Regions from separate parts of the Homo sapiens genome. Here region 1 is linked to region 2. A link is a contact called in ENCODE Hi-C or POLR2A ChIA-PET data. All regions are on one chromosome and are shown on one strand. Each heading gives the region's core, a stretch centred on a gene start or an enhancer-like site at or near the end of the contact. The rest is flanking DNA. Distances are from core to core; before and after follow the strand shown. Region 1 holds the start of BRF1 (BRF1 general transcription factor IIIB subunit). Region 2 overlaps YY1-DT (YY1 divergent transcript).

Region 1 (5,442 bases), core at 2,833-5,332, 5.1 Mb after region 2:
GCTGAAGTGGGGGGGGATCACTTGAGGTCAGGAGTTCGAGACCAGCCTGGCCAACATGGTGAAACCCTGTCTCTACTAAAAATACAAAAATTAGCCAGGCGTGGTGGTGGGCTCCTGTAATCACAGCTACTTGGGAGGCTGAGGCACGAGAATCGCTTGAACCCAAGAGGCAGAGGTTGCAGTGAGCCGAGGTTGCACCACTGCACTCCAGCCTGAGTGACAGAGCGAGACTCCATCTCAAAAAAAAAGTCCAGAAGCTGTATGCTGAAAACTACCCAACACTGACAGACTATATCAAAGAAAATCTAAATGAATGCAAACATACACTGTGTTCCATGGACTACAAGATTCAACATAGAAAAAATGTCAGCTGGGCACAGTGGCTCCCACCTGTAATCCCAGCACTTTGGGAGGCCGAAGAGGGCGGATCACGAGGTCAGGAGTTCGAGACCAGCCTGGCCAATGTGGTGAAACCCCGTCTCTACTAAAAAATATACAAAAATTAGCTGGGTGTGGTGGCGTGTGCCTGCAGTCCCAGCTACTCAGAAGGCTGAGGCAGCAGAATCACTTGAACTCGGGAGGCGGAGGGTGCAGTGAGCTCAGATCGCGCCACTGCACTTCAGCGTGGGTGACAGGGTGAGACTCTGTCTCAAAAAAAGAGAAAGAAAGAAAAAATGTCAGCTCTCCCTAAATATATCAAGAGGTTTAATGCAATTCCAATGAAAACCCCACCAGGACTTTTGTACAGGTTGAACATCCCAAATCCAAAAATCTGAGATTATAAATGCTCCAAAACGGCCCGGTGCAGTGGCTCACGCTGGTAAACCCAGCACTTTGGGAGGCTGAGGCAGGTGGATCACGAGGTCAGGAGATCGAAACCATCCCGGCTAACACGGTGAAACCCCGTCTCTACTAAAAATACAAAAAATTAGCCGGGCGTGGTGGCGGTCGCCTGTAGTCCCAGCTACTTGGGAGGCTGAGGCAGGAGAATGGCGTGAAGCCAGGAGGCGGAGCTTGCAGTGAGCCGAGATAGTGCCACTGCACTCCAGCATGGGCAGCAAAGCGAGACTCCGTCTCAAGAAAAAAATAAAATAAAAAATAAATGCTCCAAAACATGAAACTTTTTGAGTATCAACACGATGCTCAAAGGAAATGCTCACTGGAGCATCTCAGATTTCAGATTTTTCGATTAGGGATGCTTAACCAGTAATTATAATGCAGATATTCCAAAATCAGAAAACTCTGGTATCCAAAACACTTCTGGTCCCAAGCATTTCAGGTAAGAATATGTGACCTGCAGAGATGCACAAACTTACTCTAAAATTAAAAAGAGAAAGGGAAATTAATAGCCACAACAACTTTGAAAAGGAAGAACAAAGGTTGAGGGACTCACAATATCTGATTTCAGGACAATATAACAGGTATAGTAAAAAAGCGTGTGATGCTGACAAAGGAAAACGGCACCTGATCAACAGGGCAGGACACAAGGCCCAGAGACAGACCTGCACGGACGGGGCCCAGTGAGCACAGCCGAGGGAGCAAAGGCCTTCAGTCTTTCAACAAACGGTGTTGAAACAAGGGGACCTCCAGATAAACAATGAGCCTCAGCCTACAAAGCACACCTTATACAAAACATAGATGGACCACAGATTTAGGCCAGGTGCGGTGGCTCGCGCCTGTAATCCCAGCACTTTGGGAGGCTGAGGCAGGCGGATCACTTGAGGTCAGGTGTTCAAGACCAGCCTGACGAACAGGGTGAAACCCTGTCTCTACTAAAAATACAAAAATTAGCCAAGTGAGGTGGCGCACGCCTGTAATCCCAGGTACTTGGGAGGCTGAGGCACGAGAATCACTTGAACCTGGGAGGCAGAGGTTGCAGTGAAACGAGATTGTGCCACTGCACTCCAGCCTGGGCCACAGAGCAAGATTCTGTCTCAAAAAAAAAAAAAAAGTTAAAACTTCTGCTTTGAGGCCGTGCGCAGTGGCTCACGCCTGTAATCCCAGCACTTTGGGAGGCCGAGGTAGGCGGATCACGAGGTCAGGAGATCGAGACCATCCTGGCTATCACAGTGAAACCCCGTCTCCACTAAAAAATACAAAAAAAATTAGCCGGGCATGGTAGTGGGCTCCTGTAGTCCCAGCTACTCGGGAGGCTGAGGCAGGAGAATGGCGTGAGCCTGGGAGGCAGAGCTTGCAGTGAGCCGAGATCGAGCCACTGCACTCCAGCCTGGGCAACAGAGCAAGACTCCATCTCAAAAGAAAAAAAACTTCTGCTTTGAAAATCACATATACAACAAAGGGCTTGTAACTACAATCCACAAAGAACTCCCAAAACTCAACAATAAGAAAACAACCCAAATAAAAAATGAGAGTCAGGGTGTGGTGGCTCACGCTGTAATCCCAGCAATTCGGGAGGCCAAGGCTGGAGTATCACTTGAGCCCAGGAGTTTGAGACCAGCCTGGGCAACATAGAGACCTTGTCTCTACTAAAAATAAAATAAAATAAATGATCACAGCATGGTGGCATGCACCTGTAGTCTCAGCTACTCAGGAGGTTGAGGCAGGAGAATTGCCTGAGCCTAGGAGTTCAAGGCTGCAGAGAGCCATGACTGGGCCATTGCACACCAGCCTGGGCCACAGAGTGAGATCCTGTCTCGAGATAAATAAAAAAATAAGACTTGAGCACACATTTCAACAAAGAGGATTCGGGCATGGCAAATAAGCACCCTAATAAGGTTGAACATCACTAGCCAGTAGAGAAATACAGAATACCACTATGATGAGATGCCACACACCTGTTAGAACAACCGAAATAAAAACATCGACAACACCAAGTGCTGGTGAAGATGTGGGGCAACTGGTGAGAATGCATAATGGCACAGCCACATCACAAAACAGTTCATGACAGTTTCCCATAGAGTTACACATACAGCTAAGTTCCCCAGAGAAATGAAAACGTATGTTCACACAGAGAGCTGCAAATGAATCCTTTTAGCAGCTCTATTCACAACCACCTGAAACTGGCCACAGTCCAGCTCCTTCCACAGGCTGGGGTCCATCCCCAGCCCGCAATACTGCCCATCACTGAAACGTCCCCTCCGAGGCCTGCAGCAGCCTGAGTGGCCCTAGGGCATCCGCCCGGTAACCACCAAGGCCAAGGGCAGCAGCAATCGGATTCTAAGTACCAGACATTGCTGAAAACAAAACTGCAGGCACAGAGAGTGACAGTGAGGGGCAGCTTGAGGGGCCTTCTGGGCTCCCCAGGCTCTCTTCAACCCTCCCTGTGCTGGCTGCCCTGGCCCACGCGTGTGTCGAGGAAGTCCACGCACGCCACGGGGGTCCACAGGCGCGCGAAGAAGGTCTACATTCTCGCCAAGGGGATCCACACTCGCGCCCAGACGGCGCAGAACCGCGCGCCCCGACAGAGCGTGCGGTACCGAGGCGCTGGTCCCGGCCGCGCCGTCACCGCCTCCAGCCCGCCTAAGCCGCACCGAGAAATCCGCGCAGCGCCAGCCCGCGGGACTCACCGTCCAGGGACACGAACTGGCCCACGGCCGAGGAGCCGCCGCCGCTGCTCTCCACGAACTGCACCTCGGACACGATGATGTTGTCCTCCAGCACTGAGCCGCAGGCGGTGCACACCGCGTCCCCGCGCGCCGCGTCCAGCTCGATGTCCGTGCCGCCGCAACCGCGGCACACGCGGCCCGTCATGCCGGCGACCGCGCGGGCAGCGCCCGGAGCCTCCCAAGACTCTCAAGCCACCCGAGCCTCCGGAGCAGCCCGCGCCGCCCGCCCAGGCCCAGCCGCCCAGGCCTCGCCGCTCTCGCGAGGCCCCGCTCCAGCCGATTCGCAGCCGCAGATTCGCCGCGCGCGCCCGGGCCGCGCCGCCCGCAACGGCCGCGCCCGCGGGATGGGACAGGCACCGGGACCACGGCGGGGACGCGAGGACTGGAGCCGCGACCTCCCCACTGCGAGCGAGCTGGCCTCCCTTGCGGCGCGCCGGCGTCGGAGGGGCGACCTGCGGGGGCTGGGCTTCGGCGGAACCCGAGCGGGGCCTACCGGTGAGCGCAGCCGAGGACTGGCGCTTGGGGGCGGGGCCACGGCGGTGAGCGCAGCCCGGGACTGGAGTTTGGGGCGGGGCCTCGTCGGTGGGCGACACCGGGGACTAGAGCTAAGGGTGGGGCCTCGCGGTGAGTGCAGCCGGGGACGGGACCCAAGGCTGGCGACGGGACCCAAGGCTGGCGACGCGACCTAAGGCAGTGGGCGGGCCCTTGGCGATGAACGCAGTCGGGGACTAAAGCTGGACGCGGGGCAGAGGAGGGTCCTCCTCGGATAGTGAGCGCGGTCTCCAGCGGCGAGCGAGGCCTGGGGTGAGGACTCAGCCGGATGCGGGGCTGAGGGTGGGGGGCGGGGCCTCCCGTGGAGAGACGGCCTGCGAAGGGAACTGGAGCTGTGGGCGGGGGAAGGGGGCGGAGCCTGGGTCTGGACCCGAACTGTGGGCGGGGCTTGAGGCGAGGGGGCCGAGCGTGGTGGGCGGGGCCTTGGCTCCTGAGGGCGACCTGGGACCCAACCCCGGGCTCTGGGAGTGGTGGGCGGGGCCAGGGCAGCTGCGCTGGGGGGCCTGGCCGCAGAGGTGGAGACACCCGCCAGGGGCCACCCTGCCCCGCCCTCCGCATTTGCGGCGTCCGCCGCTCCGCTCGCCCAGGTTCCAGAGCCTCCCCGTGCGCCCCGCTATTCTCCGTTTTCTGTTCCCCTAAAATTCCCACTTTCTAGCAGTCATTCGTGGCCACCTGTGGTTACCCGTGAGTCACCTCGCTGTGCCCCCTGCCCAGAGCGGGAACCCTGGCTGCGCACGCCCTCAAATATCTGCAGGTGCTGTTCACAATCGCCATAGGGCCGGTGACATACCCAGGAATGAGCCTAAAAAGAAATGCGTAACCAGGCGTAGTGGCTCACGCTTGTAATCCCAGCACTTTGGGAGGCCAAGGCAGGCGGATCACGTAAGGTGAGGAGTTCGAGACCAGCCTGGCCAACATGGCGAAACCCCGTCTCCACTAAAAATACAAAAAAATTAGCCAGGCTTGGTGGTGGGCGCCTGTAATCCCAGCTACTCGCGAGTCTGAGACAGGAGAACCACTTGAACCTGAGAGGTGGAGGTTGCAGTGAGCTGAGATCCCGCCATTGCACTCCAGCCTGGGTGACGGGTGACAAGAGTGAAACTCTGTCTCAAAAAAAAAAAAGAGAAAAAAGGAAATGCGGAAGACCCCACCCTCTTTTTTTTCTTTCTTTTTTTTTTTTTTTTGAGACGGAGTCTCTGCTCTGTTGCCCAGGCTGGAGTGCAGTGGTGAGATATCGGCTCACTGCAACCTCTGCCTCCTGGGTTTAAGCGATTCTCCTCTCTCAGCCTCCCGAGTAGCTGGGATTACAGGTATGCACCACCAC
Region 2 (6,327 bases), core at 3,449-5,948:
GGCACACACCTGTAGCCCTAGCTACTCAGGAGGCTGAGGCAGGAGAATCGCTTGAACCCAGGAGACGGAAGTTGCAGTGAGCCGAGATTGTGCCACTGCACTCCAGCCTGGGCGACAGGGCGAGACTGTGTCTCAAAAAAGAAAAAAAAAAATTTATAATAATATCACAGACCTCTTAATAAAACAAGTACATACAGAGATCTCAGGAAAGAAATAAAATAAAACAATTTTTTTTTCTTTTTTGAAACAGTCTTGCTCTGTCACCCAGGCTGGAGTGCAATGGCACGATCTGGGCTCACTGCAACCTCTGCCTCCTGGGTTCAAGTAATTCTCCTGCCTCGGCCTCCCAAGTAGCTGGGATTACAGGCGCCCGCCATGACGCCCAGCCAATTTTTGTATTTTTGTAGAGACAGGATTTCACCATGTTGGCCAGGCTGGTCTCAAACTCCTGACCTCAAGTAATCTGCCTGCCTTGGCCTCCCAAAGTGCTGGGATTACAGGCACGAGCCACCGCACCTAGCCAAGAAAACAATTTTTTTAAAAGTACAAGATCTCTATGGAGAAAATCAGAAACCCTGATTGTGAGACAAAGGGGACATTGTAACTAGAGAGATATACCGCGTCCATGGATTAACATTAAAAGAAGTCCACTTTCTCCATGTGATTTATAAGATCCATGCAATCCCAATTAAAACCCCAATGGTGCAAAGCAATAAAGAAATGCAAGGCTGTATCACATCACAAAACTGCACTAGGACCTGTAGGGAGAAGGAACGGTCATGGTCAGGCTGGGGCACAGCCTCTGGGATGCTGGCTGTGTTTATATCTTTACCTGGGTGCTGGTTCATGATACAATTATTCTCTAACTTCTTTGCACAGTTTTTGTATACACTTCTGTATGTATACCTTTCTCACCAAATTGAAAGCAAAGGAATAAAATGTAGAGACTATCAGAAAAAGGACAGCATTTAGTGACTCAATGTGAAAGCAAGAGGGGCTTGAGGAGTCAAAGATAACTGTGTAATAGAGGGCCATTTTATTTCTGGACTCAGAACTAAGGTTGAGTCTCCCCCGCTTGCCCATGCTTCCAGGAGCACACTCTCCTGACTTGATGCAGCCGGCAGGGCTCTGGCCACCAGCCTTAGTGCTTTGGAAACAGGTCCCCCCACTTCTGCCCTTCTCAGTGACTTATCTCTACCTCTTGCCTCGTGCACCCCAGCGCTGTTCTACTGGCCAGCCCGTGCCCCTTCTGCTTGCCAAGTGCCAACCTCTGAGCCCCATCCTGAACACCTGTTGCAGCCCAGCAAAGCCCCCTGTGCCAGCTTCGATGCCTCATTGGAACAGGAATGGCACTGGTCAACAGCACAGCACCTGCTCACAGAACCTGCTGGGCCTGGGCTAGAAGCCTGGCTTCAGTGCCCACCCGCTGCCACTCATGTCTGTTTGTATCAACCGCTGTTTTCCTAGCCCCGGCTGATTCTAGCAAGGCACAGGGTAAAAGAGAGGTGGCCCTGTCTGCTGGTGCTCACAAGCTTCTGGGCAAACTGATGATGGCCTGACTGATGGCGTCTTCAGTGAGCGAGGTCCTGCAGGACAGCACGTGGGAGGCCCTGCCTGGTCCTGCCGTGGCCTGCTCCACAGGCTTCAGTCTCCCCACCCTGGTCCTGGGCGCACCCAGTGAGCTCCTGTAAACTATTATAAAAGCCCACGTGGAAGCTGGCAGAAATGGGCCCTTTTTGTTGTGACTTTGTTTTTTTGAGACGGAGTCTCACTCTGTCGCCCAGGCTGGGGTGCAGTGGTGTGATCTTGGCTCACCGCAACCTCTGCCTTCTAGGTTCAAGCAATTCTCCCACCTCAGCCGCCCGGAGTAGCTGGGATTACAGGTGTGCGCCACTAAGCCCCAGCTAATTATTTTTGTATTTTTAGTAGAGATGGGGTTTTACCATGTTGGCCAGGCTGGTCATGAACTCCTGACCTCAAGTGATCTGTCCACCTTGGCCTCCCAAAGTGCTGGGATTACAGGCGTGAGCCACCACACCCAGCCCAGTTGTGACTTTTTAGGGCACTTTTCATACATACAAATCTATTTCAACCCAGAGGGGATGTACCCAAGGTCACACTGCATTGGTAGCATGGTGAGTAGAATTCGGGTCTCCTGATTTTTGGCCAGTGCTCACCCCTCCTCTGCTCTGTGCTTCCATAGCAACGTCCCAGTGCTCTTCATGGAAACACACTTAGGATATACCAGGAAGAAGGCACCAAGCTAAGTTTCTTTATATGTACCACCTAACTTCATTCTCACAATCACCTTGAAAGCCAGGCCTGCTTCTCTGCTGGGGCTCAGAGAGGTTAGGTCACTTGTCCAAGGTCACACAGCTAGTAAGAGTGAGGACTGAAGCAGGAGCAGTTCTGTGTTCTTTCTATTCATTTCCAGCTCGGACATCATTTCAGATGCAGTAACTGAAGCAAGGAATTTGAGCTGAAGGGGGCAGGTGCTGGGAAGACACAAGGGGCACCACTGTTGCCAGTTTGTTAAAATGTCAAAGCACCGCCAGATTCAGAGCTCTCACTCCCCCAAAGGTGAAGTCATCTCAGGCTCTAGGCACAGGGCCCAATGCTATGCAAGGCCATGAGCTAATACAAGCCCAGACTGCTGGGCCTTGTGTTCTCTTCTCCTTGTGGTATCAGTTTCCTTTTCTTCATACCTCTTTGTCCCAGTTAACTCCTGTGTTTTGCGAAGTCTAAGGTCATTTTAAAGGCAGACACAGGGCTGGGCATGATAGCTCACTCCTGTTATCCAAGCACTTTGGGAAGCCTAAGTGGGAGGATCCCTTGAGCCCAGGAGTTTGAGACTACCCTGGGCAATACAGCAGGATCCTGCCTTTTTTTTTTTCTTTTTTTTTTTTTTGAGATGGAGTCTCGCTCTGTCGCCCAGGCTGGTGCGATCTCTTGCAGTGGTGCAATCTCGGCTCACTGCAACCTCCACCTCCCGGGTTCAAGCAATTCTCCTGCTGGAGACTCTGGAGTAGCTGGGACTACAGGCGCCCACGACCATGCCCAGCTAATTGCTGTATTTTTAGTAGAGACAGGGTTTCACCATGTTGGCCAGGCTGGTCTCAAACTCCTGACCTTGTGATTCACCCACCTCGGCATCCCAAAGTGCTGGGATTACAGGCATGAGCCACCGTGTCCGGCCAGGATCCTGCCTCTTAAAAAAAAATGTATATGTATATTTTCAAATCACGGTCTCACTCTTGTCACCCAGGCTGGAGAGCAGTGGCACAATCATGGCATATCTGTATTTATTTATTTATTTATTTATTTATTTATTTAGAGAAAGAGTCTTGCTCTGTTGCCCAGGCTGGAGTGCGGTGGCGTGATCTCGGCTGACTGCAACCTCCACCTCCCAGGTTCAAGTGATTCTCATGCCTCAGCCTCCCGAGTAGCTGGAATCACAGACATGTGCCACCACTCCTGGCTAATTTTTGTACTTTTAGTAGAGATGGGATTTCGCTATGTTGGCCAGGATGCTCTCAAACTCCTGACCTCAAGCCACCTCGGCTTCCCAAAGGGCTGGGATTATAGGCGTGAGCCACCATGCCCGGCCTACAGAAATATTTAAAAAAAAAAATTAGCCAGGCATGGTGGTGGTGTGCACCTGTTGTCCCAGCTGCTAAAGAGGCTGAGGTGGGAGGATCACTTGAACCCAGGAGTACTAGGCTGCAGTAAGCCATGATTGTGCCACTGCGCTCCAGCCTGGGAGACAGAGTGAGACCATGACTGTTGAGAAATAAAAAATAGGCCGGGCGCAGTGGCTCACGCCTGTAATCCCAGCACTTTGGGAGGCTGAGGTGGGCGGATCACGAGGTCAGGATATCGAGACCATCCTGGCTAATACGGTGAAACCCCGTCTCTACTAAAAATATAAACAAACAAACAAACAAACAAAACAGCTGGGCATGGTGGCGGGCACCTGTGGTCCCAGCTACTCAGGAGGCTGAGGCAGGAGAATGGTGTGAACCCGGGAAGCAGAGCTTGCAGTGAGCCAAGATCGCACCACTGCACTCCAGCCTGGGCGACAGAGCAAGACTCCGTCTCAAAAATAAATAAATAAATAAATAATAAAATACAGGCAGACACAGGATAGCTGACACTCGAGGCTGCTGCCCAGTAGGTGCCCCAGGAAGTTGGCTCCCTCACATCTGCCCTGACCTCTTCCAGCTCGTCCAAGCGGCTCACCATCACCATGGAGCTTCCGAGAAAGTCGCCCACTCCAGAAGCAGCCTTACTGCTTTCACAGCTTTTATGATTTAAGGCTGAGTTGTTACTTTGCCCCCAAGGTAGGCCCATAAATCTGCCCTTAGGACAGAGTTACATCCATGACCCAGGCCCCATTCTGCTAAGGAGTTCTTTTGGTTGTTTGTAGGACCTGACCCTTGTAACTTGGTTTAAAGCAGGCTGGACAGTTTAAACCAAGCCCAAGCATATGCAATGTGTAAAATACAGGCTGAATTTACAGCAGGAAGTTGGTTCTCCTCTCGGGACAACCAGGGCCCTTGAGTTTTGGGAACTGGAACAACAGAGGCTCCCAGAGGGGAAGTGACTTTCAATCCAGTTCAGATATTGAGCACCTCTCTGTGTAAGGCTTGCGATACTAGCTCTTTGCTAACAACCGCAGCCCCAAAGGCTGCTCTTAACTGGGCGTGGCCTCACTGCCTCGGCAGGCTTTCACTTCAGGAGCATTGATTGAGCCGCTCTTTGTAAGCAGCAGTGGAATCAAGTAGCAACCGACACAATCAACAGGGAGAGATAACCAAGCACCCAAACCAGCACAGAACTGCAAACTGCGCTGCTATGAAAACACAGATGGGGTGAGGGAGAAGGAATATTGGGGAGGGTGGAGCTGCCCGGCTCGCGGTAAGCAGAGGATCTTTGCAGCGGAGATATTTAAGCTGAGACCTGGAGAAGAGGAACTAGCAGAGCAAAGAAACAGGAGAGCAAGGGAAAAGCATTCCAGGCAGAGGGAACCACATGTGCTAAGGCAATGAGGAAGGAGGAGTGTGGTGTGTTTGAGGAATCTGGCCTGTGCGAGGGGCATACGACAGGAGTTGAAGCAGGCAGGGGAGGAGCTACGCCTTAAGCCTTGGTCGGGGGTTTGCATTTCCTTTTCAGTAAAACTGTCTTTTGAAGGGTTCTCAGCAAGGGAATTCCATGATTAGATTTGTCTTTAAAATGCCATGGGCTGTGGGGGTGAGTGATGAGCGGAAGCTGGAAGGCCACAGGGGAGCCCCAGGGGTGGGGCTTGGGGTGCAGGTCTGATGTGGGAAGTGTAGGAAATTACTCTCAGTATTTAAACTGACAAGGGTTAATACAGGGAATTAGGAGCTTATGGGATAGGCTGAAAACAATGGGCTGGGGATCCGGGAATGGCTGACCCACCAAAAAGAGCCAAGTCAGGAAGGTGGGATCAGGGGGCCTCCACTAGCATTACTGAGTTCAAGAGTGTGCAGCTGCGGGGTGACCAGGGGTTCAGAAAACAATGTGACCACTCCTGCAACAACTTCCTCCTGGCGCCCACAAACCGAGGCGCAGACACGGAATGAGCTCCGTCTCCATGAACTTGCCAGAAAACAAAATAGGGGGAAGACTATTAATCCACCTGACTTCAGCCTTCCCAAACGGAACATCTGATTGAAGAAGCCCAGTCTTCTTCCAGGACCCCAGTTCCCAGAGAGTTTGAGAAACAGTTTTTACCTTGCCAGTCTGCAGACCCAGAGGAAATGCCAAAGAGGAGGCCTAGCCCATCCCATTCCCAGCACCCAAGAGGGGAGAAGGAGAAACACCGGGGAGACCTGGCTTGTCGGTGGAGTAGGTGTGGAGACGCAGGCTGGCCCCCAGGGCTCTGATTTATACAGTGGGTGGATGGGGGGAGGGAAGGAAGGAAGGAAGACAGGATGCGAGGGCAGGCTAGGGGTCCAGCTGTGGGGGCCCATGCAGAGCTCCAGAGGCTCTGGCCTTTTCCAGCCCTGTGGTTCAAGGGGACCGGGGGGCAGTGCTTCTCTATAGATCACTGACCCACAGGGAGAGAAATCAATTAAAGCCTGTTTACTCACTGAAAAATAACTTAGGCTGGAATTTTTCAAGGGGGAAAAGAAAGCCCCAAAGCACAATGCATCTGCTGGCCACTGGCTCTATTAATAACATAGAAAGCCATCGCCAATAAACAGAACAAGTGTGAAATACACACAGTGCCTCTATTAAAAGGGAGGAGGGGGTGGGAAGACAGACATACCAGGGACGGGAAAAGAAAAAACTGACACACCAGGA

What was found. A loop is a pair of places that touch in the nucleus more often than their neighbours do. ChIA-PET counts read pairs that join two places held with the same protein, here RNA polymerase II (POLR2A). Pooled maps may share reads with other maps.
Region 1: a pooled map shows a loop between it and region 2 (2.7-fold over the local background). The contact joins the promoter of BRF1 here to the enhancer-like site in region 2. A Hi-C loop is called at or near these places in 2 of 50 pooled maps. POLR2A ChIA-PET finds 5 or more read pairs at or near these places in 4 of 52 experiments (A549, OCI-LY7, PC-9 and 1 more).

What each region holds. Positions count from the first base shown.
Region 1 is chr14:105,296,919-105,302,360 of GRCh38, forward strand. BRF1 (BRF1 general transcription factor IIIB subunit) reads right to left here and starts at 4,083. Exons shown (of 18, transcript NM_001519.4): 1 at 3,528-4,083. The coding sequence starts at 3,711. It also overlaps the pseudogene LOC124903409 and a transcript of PACS2 not described here. RefSeq lists an enhancer at 2,825-2,904 and silencers at 3,755-4,164, 4,395-4,764.
Region 2 is chr14:100,216,978-100,223,304 of GRCh38, forward strand. The region is part of intron 1 of YY1-DT (YY1 divergent transcript); the gene reads right to left. Among named protein-coding and RNA genes, the nearest start is that of YY1-DT, 18 kb to the right of the region's middle. RefSeq lists an enhancer at 933-1,434 and a silencer at 6,235-6,327. Within about 2 kb of position 4,699, at least 29 of the 41 ENCODE cell types and tissues checked have a DNase peak (open chromatin) inside an H3K27ac peak, as active enhancers do; they include OCI-LY7, where a contact is called at or near this core.